2 separate regions of the Homo sapiens genome follow, and region 2 is linked to region 1. A link is a contact called in ENCODE Hi-C or POLR2A ChIA-PET data. All regions are on one chromosome and are shown on one strand. The core of a region is the stretch at or near the end of the contact, and the rest is flanking DNA. Distances in the headings are between cores, read along the strand shown. Region 1 holds the start of GPAM (glycerol-3-phosphate acyltransferase, mitochondrial). Region 2 overlaps VTI1A (vesicle transport through interaction with t-SNAREs 1A).

Region 1 (4,534 bases), core at 1,432-3,931:
TCAATTAGGGTCAAACCTTGCTCTTCTATTCTAAAAATGCTTAACTTTGAGCTCAGTTGCTCACATCTCTGTTATACAGATATAACATTCTCAAAATTAAGCAAAAAAAAAAACCCCACCATTTTTTATATAAAGACAATTAAGATATTTAAAATACGTCATGTTATATTGAAATAGGAAAAACAATCCAAGAAAATGTACGCCTTTTGGATTGAATTCATACTATAAGTTCCTAATTTTTTAAAGTTTACTTCTATTATAAAATTCATGCTTTTCAAGTATAACTCATGGAAAGTACATACCAAGAGAAAGAAAGAAAAAAAAATTTCTTACCGACCCAAAACTACTACTAGGGTTTTTTTCCTATGCAAAATGATTATTTTGTTTTCTAACATAATCAGTGTACATAAATTTTCTAACCATTTTTTCTTCCCAATATAATGCCATAAAATTTTTTATTAGGCTTCATAAACATACCAGTTTCTGTAGCTATTAATCTTGATGTGATATTATGTTGCTGCCAGTATTTGCACCTTCATAAACATCATTGAAATGAACATTTTTAGGCTGAGTGCTTTTAACTCTTATCCTAAACTTACCCATTCCTCACTTGTGTGCTTACATCGACCAACACTGTATTCTGATGAATGTGGCAGATAAGAAACATCTATTGTACCAAGGGTCAGTGCAGATTCATCCATGTCACAAAGTGTAATTCCCAAATCATGTGCTATAAAAAATAGGTACCATTTAAATTAACAAGGAATCGAGAGAGTAAATACTAGAACTCAAAATTCTGATTTCTACATTACTTTGCTCCACAATGGGATATCACATGAACTGACAGACTTCTACCATGTTGAGTCACAAGGTAAAAACTGACTTTGATGTGTTTATATGAACACAGTTAGGCTTCCCTGACTAGAAAAAAAAAAAATCAGCATTTGTATTCTAAGACTTCCTGAATATATAAGGATACAACATTGTATCCTTTGTATCCACACAAAATAGCTATGAATAGTATCCAAACAAAACATAGTATGCAAACAAAATAGTATCCAAACAAAATAGCTATGAATTGTATCCAAACAAAATAGCTATGAATAGTCATTTGCAAATGAAAATAAGAGCTTATTCTTATTTCATTTTTGTTAATTGAATAGTTCCTGGCAGAAGGAAGGCATGTTTATTTAATTAAGGCAATTAGGGCACCCCTTAAGTTCCCGTACTTAAATTAAGATCTTAATTTTCTTGTGATGTCCTAAAAGAACATTTTCACTTTTAATACAAAGGTAATACAAAGCTACAAAGCTCTGAAAGAAAAGCACACTATTTTGAAATATCTGATGTATAAGTTTTCATCCTTTTCGATAAGCTTTTTTCTACCCTAAGGAAAAAGATTCACTAAGAGTAAACTCCTAGAATAGATATTAATCCAAAATATAAAAACTTTCAAACATAATCTCTAGCCTCACATTATTTTTGCTTTTGGCTGTTTCTCACCTGGCCTAAAATTATTCCTTTAAAATCCTGAAAGGTCATGTCTAGATTAACAGTGTTCCTTTGGAAGGCATATTCCAATTTCTTTACAATCCCCACATGGGTTGGCTACAGTCACTGTTATTCTCGGCATAACCACCTATGTCCTTAAAAATTTAACATAAGTACAATCTAACATAACAGGCTAGGGGAGAGAATAAACCAATGCACCTGGGATGAAAGTTCTTCTGTTTCATAACATAAAACTTCAGGACTCAGCTATCAGTTTCGGGTGCAGAATGTCCATACAACAGGGGAGCCGCTGCTGCCTGAGAAAATGAAGTGAAGAGAGGATGAGGAGAGGACAAAGAGGCTCGTTTGTGCCAACAGGAGGTCCACGTTTTGCACTTCCTCCCTCCGCACAGTTCGCTCTAGGTCAAGGAGTAATAAAGAAGCAATATCCCAGAGGCACCAGCCAGCAGCATGCGCTGAGAGAAGCTGACTAGAGGATCTGAAAAGGACAGAGGCTGGAAGACCAGCTGTGAGGTTTAAATCTTCCACTGCTTACCATCTGTGTGATTTTTTATTACCATAAGTTGGTTAACTTCTATGCCTTAGTTTTCCCATCTGGAAAATGGGCAGAATGATAGCTCTTAACCTCCTGGATTGTTGAGAGGACGGAATAATATAAACAAAGGGTCTACCACAGTGTGTAACACACAGTGAGCGCTCAGTCCAATCAATGGTAACGCTGTCATTAATTATCTCCAGCATACCGGCTGCTCTCAGAGTACCCCTTACTGCCTCAATGTTCCCTAGGGACCCAGGCGGGCTGGCTGGCGGCGCCTCCGCGCGTGCAGATACTTAGGGGACTGAGTCCATAAGGACTCCTTCCAACCCAGGGGAACCCATGCCCCAGCGCAGTCTCCCCAGGAGAGATGAATCCTGATCCCCACCCCTGCACGAGCCCGACCGATTTCTCAGGGAGAAGACCGGAGCTCGGGTGTCAGGGAATAGGGGACACGACTGCCCCAGCAACTTGCAGGAGTCGCACCACCTCCATGCACTTGTCCCGGCGCTCCCGGCCCGAGTAGCCTCCCGCAGCCCACACCTGCCCTGGCAGTTCGCACCCTAGCAGCTCCAGCTTCGGCTGCTGCAGAAGCCCGCACTTCCAGTCCCGGCCAATGCCAGCTGCAGTGGCGCACCCTGATGACGCAACCGGCGCGTGGCATTGACGCGGGGCCGCCGGCTAGCCAGCGCCGGGGGCGGGGCCCGGCCTGCGAGCCTCAGGGAGCGTGAGCGGATCCGAGGGTGTAATGTGTGTACTCGAGTGTGCGTGCCTGTGTGTGGCTAAAGATAGTGTGTGAGCGCCTGGACAGATGGTTACCCTGCCTAGGCCATGCGTGTGTGAGTGTGTGTGGGTACCTCATTCTGCTTTGTGTAAATTCAGCTTATCCGGGAGCTTGTCCCTCTTCCAGGCTCTGTTGGGAATGTGCGCGTGGGCTATCAGGTTATGTGTGTGGTCTGACTTTTTATGAGATCTGTAAGACTATGTAGGATTTACTACGAATGGGAGAGGCAGGGATTGCAAATGGCCATGTTGTGTAATTTCTACCAAAGTGGCTGAGTGCCTTTTCCTTTAAGGAGGAAAATGAGATATGAAAAGAAGCAAATAAGGCTTGTAGTATAAAAAGCCTCAGTTAGGAGAAATAAGGGCTTTTTTCCCCCTTCGGACTATATGTTACACAGCATGGTGAATATAGTAAATAATAATGTATTATACAGTTCAAAATCGCTAAGAGTACATTTCAAAAGTTCTCACCATGAAAACTGAGAAGTATTTGAGGTGGATATGTCAATTAGCTTGATTCAGTTATTCCACATTGTATTCATAAGTCATAACATCGATTTGTACCCCCTAAATATATGCAACTATTTAGATAGTTTAAAATTTATAGCAATCCAGTCTAGCCAGCTAAGATGGAGCAACAGGACTGAATTTACTCTCCTGCCTAAAACAACTAAAAACAAAAACAAACAGGCATTTATAAGACAATGGCTTTTAAACGTTGTGCTGGACAGTGGTCCTTGAGGAGGGAAAACAAATGAGGTGAGCCCTATGATTGCCTTGATTTACTAACTAGAGGGAGCAGCCAAAAAGAGCTAGGCAGACTCCCTGAGTTGAAGAGATAGAACTGGGAGAGCAGGGAGGCCAAAGCAGCTGGAACTGTGAGTTGTATATCAGAAAGGAGAAAGCTACACAGAGAAAGAAGGAGCTGTGGAGATCTACAACAGATCTCACTCCAGTCTTCCGCTGATTAGAGCATGTGTGTGAGGAAGCTACCTAAGGGCAGGAAATAATCATGTATGAAGAAAAGAGAGAGCAATTACTAAAGTTTGCACAGGGTAGGAAATTAATTCTGCTCCCACAAGGCAGAGTAGAAAGATACCCAGTGATTATACAGGACCAGAAATAGTGCCTGATCCTGGCACCCCGACTGGAAAACCTCATAATTCACAACTCAAATGGTTTTGCTTCAGTAGTGGGGCAAAATTAGCTCTAATGTAAAAGCTACTCTGATTCTATCTTAGAAATCTTAAAAGCCAGCCACCAAAGGATTAAACCGTTTTTGAGAACAAAGTGTCCCAGAGCAAAGCACAAGAATATTTACAGGAAATTAAAAATAACCAACACCTAACAAGGTAAAATTTGCAACATCTGGAATCCAAACAGAATTATCAGGCATGCGAAAAGAAGCAGGAAATGAGAAAAAAAAATCAACCAATTGAAATCATCCCAGAAATGACAGAGATGATAAAATAAGAGAACAAGGACATTAAGAAAGTAATTATGACTGTATTCAATGTTTTCAACAAGTAGAAAAAATAAACTGAGCATGGGAAGTAGAGATGTGAAAAATCTTTAAAAAAAAAAAAGACACAAACCAAACATCTAGGAGATAATAAAACCACATCTAAGATTTTTAACACCCTAACACACACACACAGACACACACACACACACACACACACACACACACACACACACACACAG
Region 2 (4,570 bases), core at 1,477-3,976, 350 kb after region 1:
ATGTCACCTCCTCCACTATTTGGATGTTATCAGCTTGAGTTCAGACATGTGAACACGTTCAGATTTGACTTGGGATTTCAGCTTCCCTGATTGAAATGTGAGAATAGCTAAAGGAAAAAAAAAATAGCACATCAAACATAAAAGGGTGATGTGATAAAGGGGCTTTACTCATAATAGATTAAATAATGTGAGGATGAGAGAAAAAATATTTTCTTCTGTTTTTAAAGTGAGATTTAGATTGCTCATACCTCTTGAAAATGAGTGAATCATAATTTTATTTCCTATCTACTGCAAAAAACACTATCTTTTTTGCAAAAAAGTGAATGCGTAGTTCCCATGTCAGTTCTTTAAACAGCTATAGATCTTTCCCTCATTTGAAACTACTGCCTAATGCAGAGGAAATAGAAAGGAAGGGGGTGTGCCTGTCTAACTCAGACTCCTTTATCGTAATGGATGTTGTAGTTCTATGATAGGGATCCCTTTTTTTTCAAACGTGTTCACTTCTCTTAATGGACATTTTATATGCCTAAAACATTTGCCTTGCGTACATATAAGTATGATTTTTATGCCTAAAGAAAACTGTTCCACAAAAATAGATTGAGTTCATATTTTCTGAATTTTTCAAATTATATTCCTGTCACCTTAAAGTGATTATGCAGAGATTTCCCCTGGACTTGTATAAATCAAACTTACAAATTCTGAAAGTGCTTGGAGAACCTGAAGTTTACATGTAAGGAACTGTCACTTCAATAAATAGAGTATGATAAATTATAGTCATGAGAATATGTACTGTTAGATTATTACTTGTGTGAAGTTTTCCATCTAAAATTTGATTGAGGTGTAAAAGTTCAAAGAGACCACACTGAACGTTTTGGATATTTCGTTACCAAATGTAGCAAAGTTTCCATTTCATATGAAGTCATTGCATTTTGTTTTAAGGCTCTTTGTCATAATATAGGAATTAAAATCCCTCAAACTAAAACACATCCTTAACTAGGTATGGTCACTTGAGAATAACTTTTTTATTCCGCATCAGCATTCATTCAGAATATGGAGTCAAAACGGAAGCTCTTTCTGTAAAGAAAGAAAATATTTTAATTTGGCTCTATACTAATCTTTGTAGCTCAGTAGCTAGGAAGAGTTTTTTTCTAGGTAGGGCTGCTTATAATTTATATAAGAAAAGGTCTTCTGCCTACAAATAAGTTTACTTCTAAGTTATTTGCTAATAAATTGATTTTCAGAACTTCTTATCCATGGAATACTAACTATATAAATGGATAAAACTTGGAGATAAACAAAATGAGATAAAAATAGCAATATTCATTTAATTGCAATTGGGATATACCTGTCAGTTTAAAAATATAGATCAAAATAGGAAAATAAGGAATTAATAGCAATGATTATATAGGTAAAATACTGGCTAGGTATTTTCAATGTAACATACACATCCTCCTTATAGTTGCTTCTTTGTGAAGATTCGATAATATGAATACAATAGCTATTATTTCTCATTCTGATAATTTATGATGCAGTTTTTTTAGGCATCTGAAACCTGACTGTAATACATATAATTATAGTCTGCCAATTAACTATAAAGTATGTTAATTTACTCTTAGGTACATAAACATTTCTGCCATGATTAGAAATGTTAAAAATTCAGAAATTAAGAATTTTTCAAAAGCATTTTTAATGTCCCTCATACAATACCCTTTGCATTTAATTCCAAATTAAATGCTTTGTATACATTCATTTCTGATTCATATTCATTTCATTCAATCAAATATAGCTAATGCTGATTTACAAAGAAGGGGCAAGAAAATTACCTACTTTGTACATTTGAGTACTTTTGGGCTATCAGCTTTCCAAGGATTACTGTCTTAAGCATTATCATTCTATTCTTTGAAAATACCGTATTTACCATTCCATGTGGCAACATTTTATTTCTTTGAAAGAGTTGAGTTCTTGAATGTAGTGATGTTGTATTTAGAGTGGAAACATTAATAGTTCATAACTTGATTGCATTTCATGAGAACCATTCTCATAAAAGGAAAAACACAACTTATAGAATAAAATCATAAAGCCTTTCATAGTGAAGTGTGATAATGGGGCAAATAAACTGTTCCAAGCTTTGATTTTGAACCCTAATACTCTCTCAGTTTCTATATGCAGAATTATATTGATCAGTGACTTTTAATAAATCCTAAATAGAAGATTCAAAATATAAAGAGTAGACTATTTCCAAATGTGGGGAAAGTTTTGTGGCAAAGCAATATTTAGCAGATAATGATTGCTTAATTTCTTAATACAAGGTTCTCTTAAGTTCTGATTTGGGCTTGCTGTGCATAAAGTGTGTCAAACTTCAGCTACAGACCAGGGGGTGAAGTCGGTCAATTTAATTCCCCAAGATCTAAAGAAGGTCGGTATCATTTCATATAGCCCTGGCAGAGCAGATCATTACCAGGCACAAATCTGTTCGTTACGTGCTGAGGGTTTATAGCAAAATAAATAGACTGTCATCATAAGTTCAGAAAATTGTGTGTTCGACCCACGATAATGTGTAAAGGGCGTTTAATAGAGTTCAGCATTTATTCGTTATCTGTATGCGAACAGAGACAGCAGTCGCGTTATCAGCTTTAAAAAAAATTCGGTAGTTCTGGGGTCACGTGACACACCTCACACACACACACACACACACACACACACACACACACACACGTGCGCACGTGCGCGCGCGCGCATGAACCCTCACATGCTCTGCAGTGCAGTTTTGATTTTAGTCACAGCAGAAGGCTTAACCACAAGAGATTCCACTGGTTCAAACCAGCGTAAACCAGATTTTTTCAGCCCACAAAGGAACAGATTACCTCTTGTATCAAATTCTGCATTGGGGGAAAAAAAATCTTTGTTTCAGAAAAGATGTTGATTATCATAACTCAACATGGTGGCATTGCACACTCTCATGTTGCCTATGATGGAGCTAGTAACTCGAGAAAATACGAAATCACGACTTACAGTCCAGTCTACGCATTGTTAATTTTCAGAAATAGGCCATCTTTTGTTTACTTGAATGAATAACTCCCGGCCTAAGCAAAGAAAAAAAAAAAAAAGAAAAAAGATAAAGATGAAAAACCCTCCCATTACCTAGCTTGGCTACAAATCCGATGTAGAGCTTGAATGCAGCCATGCAGCACAAACAAGATAGAACGTTTTTTGTTTGGAACCTATTGAAAAAACAAATGGGTAGCATTTTTAAACACTCATTGATTATGGCAGGGTGGCATGCCCCAAATGGTCTCTATTGCTGAAGAGTAGTTTTAAACTTTGGCCCTTTAAGTATCATAGTCAACCAAAGAATAGTGCCCCCAGAAAGAAAAGATCGCTGGCCGATCAATTCCCAGATCGTCTCTTTCTGAGAATTAATGTTTGCCTTTTTCTCCCATGATGTTGGGATAGCAAAGAGAAAGATTCCGATATATGATAGGCCAGGTATTTTAGCTTAAAATTTTGCTTCTTCTGGGGAAGAATTATAACTTTTCATGTGAAATGAAAAGATGATTTACTTGTATGTAACTGGATGGTTGCTGAGTGTGTTAATTAAAAATAAAGAAAGCTTCTTATTTTGAAACGATGATAATAAAGGTTTCATTTTCACTGAATGTACTGTGAGACATTACATGATAACTTATGTACCCTTTTTATAAAGATTCTTAACAGTTTTTAAAATCTTATTCTTTGGTACTCAAAATACTTTTCATATAACAAATGAAATAACAGAATAAGCTGGAATGCATACTGCCTTCCTTGAATTCGGGACAAAAACAGCGTTAAGCATTGAGATATCCGGGCTATAGTAAACATGATACTTACAGAGACTTATAGTGAACAATTCAGGCACATTTCTCCCAAAGCAATAGTTTAATTTATTGACCTGCATATGTCAAGTGTTATAACAGATGTTACAGATATTTGGATGTTTAAAAATTATCAGTCGTAGACCTGAATTGCTGAGGATGCAAATTTCAGACCTAGAATGTGGTTTAGTCTGTTACAACATAGGTTTCAGTTTCTAGTCATTGCAGAAACTGTGGTCGTCATCTCACTTATACAGTGATATTTGTAGTTTAGAATAATGTCAAACACACACACACCCACACGTACACACAATGAGCCAGATATATGGTTATATATTTTAGTTCCTAAAGAGTTAAACAGCTTGTTTTATCTGTTATATTTAAGGTAAATAGAAAAATGTTCTAAATAAGAGAATTAAAATGTTATCATAGGATAATTTACTAAGAAGTAAGGAGTGATTTTTTATTTGACTTTAGTGAAAACAAAACTGCAATATAAATGAAGTAAGAGCTCATTGCCAGTTTACAATATGAAGAAAATTGAAAACTGAAGAAATCATTCAAAAATTAAAATGAAAACATGCCACATGATTGTGGTAGCCTCTTAAGCAAAATAAAAATGTAGAAATTGACTCTTACATACACAGAAGTTCATATGATCGTGAATTTTTGATACTATGATCTAAATAAGTATTATCTCTCCTGGCATACTTTATTTT

Evidence for each region. A loop is a pair of places that touch in the nucleus more often than their neighbours do. ChIA-PET counts read pairs that join two places held with the same protein, here RNA polymerase II (POLR2A). Pooled maps may share reads with other maps.
Region 2: a loop to region 1 is called in a pooled map, with 7 times the contacts of the local background. The contact joins the enhancer-like site here to the promoter of GPAM in region 1. A Hi-C loop is called at or near these places in 2 of 37 single-sample maps with no recorded cell type and 6 of 50 pooled maps. POLR2A ChIA-PET finds 5 or more read pairs at or near these places in 2 of 52 experiments (OCI-LY7 and activated T-cell).

Annotation. Positions count from the first base shown.
Region 1 is chr10:112,181,084-112,185,617 of GRCh38, forward strand. It overlaps GPAM (glycerol-3-phosphate acyltransferase, mitochondrial), which reads right to left and starts at 2,682. Exons shown (of 22, transcript NM_001244949.2): 1 at 2,610-2,682; 2 at 1,711-1,808; 3 at 600-730. The coding sequence starts at 701. RefSeq lists a silencer at 2,600-2,829.
Region 2 is chr10:112,528,390-112,532,959 of GRCh38, forward strand. The region is part of intron 4 of VTI1A (vesicle transport through interaction with t-SNAREs 1A); the gene reads left to right. Among named protein-coding and RNA genes, the nearest start is that of VTI1A, 83 kb to the left of the region's middle. RefSeq lists an enhancer at 2,867-2,916. Within about 2 kb of position 2,727, at least 2 of the 41 ENCODE cell types and tissues checked have a DNase peak (open chromatin) inside an H3K27ac peak, as active enhancers do.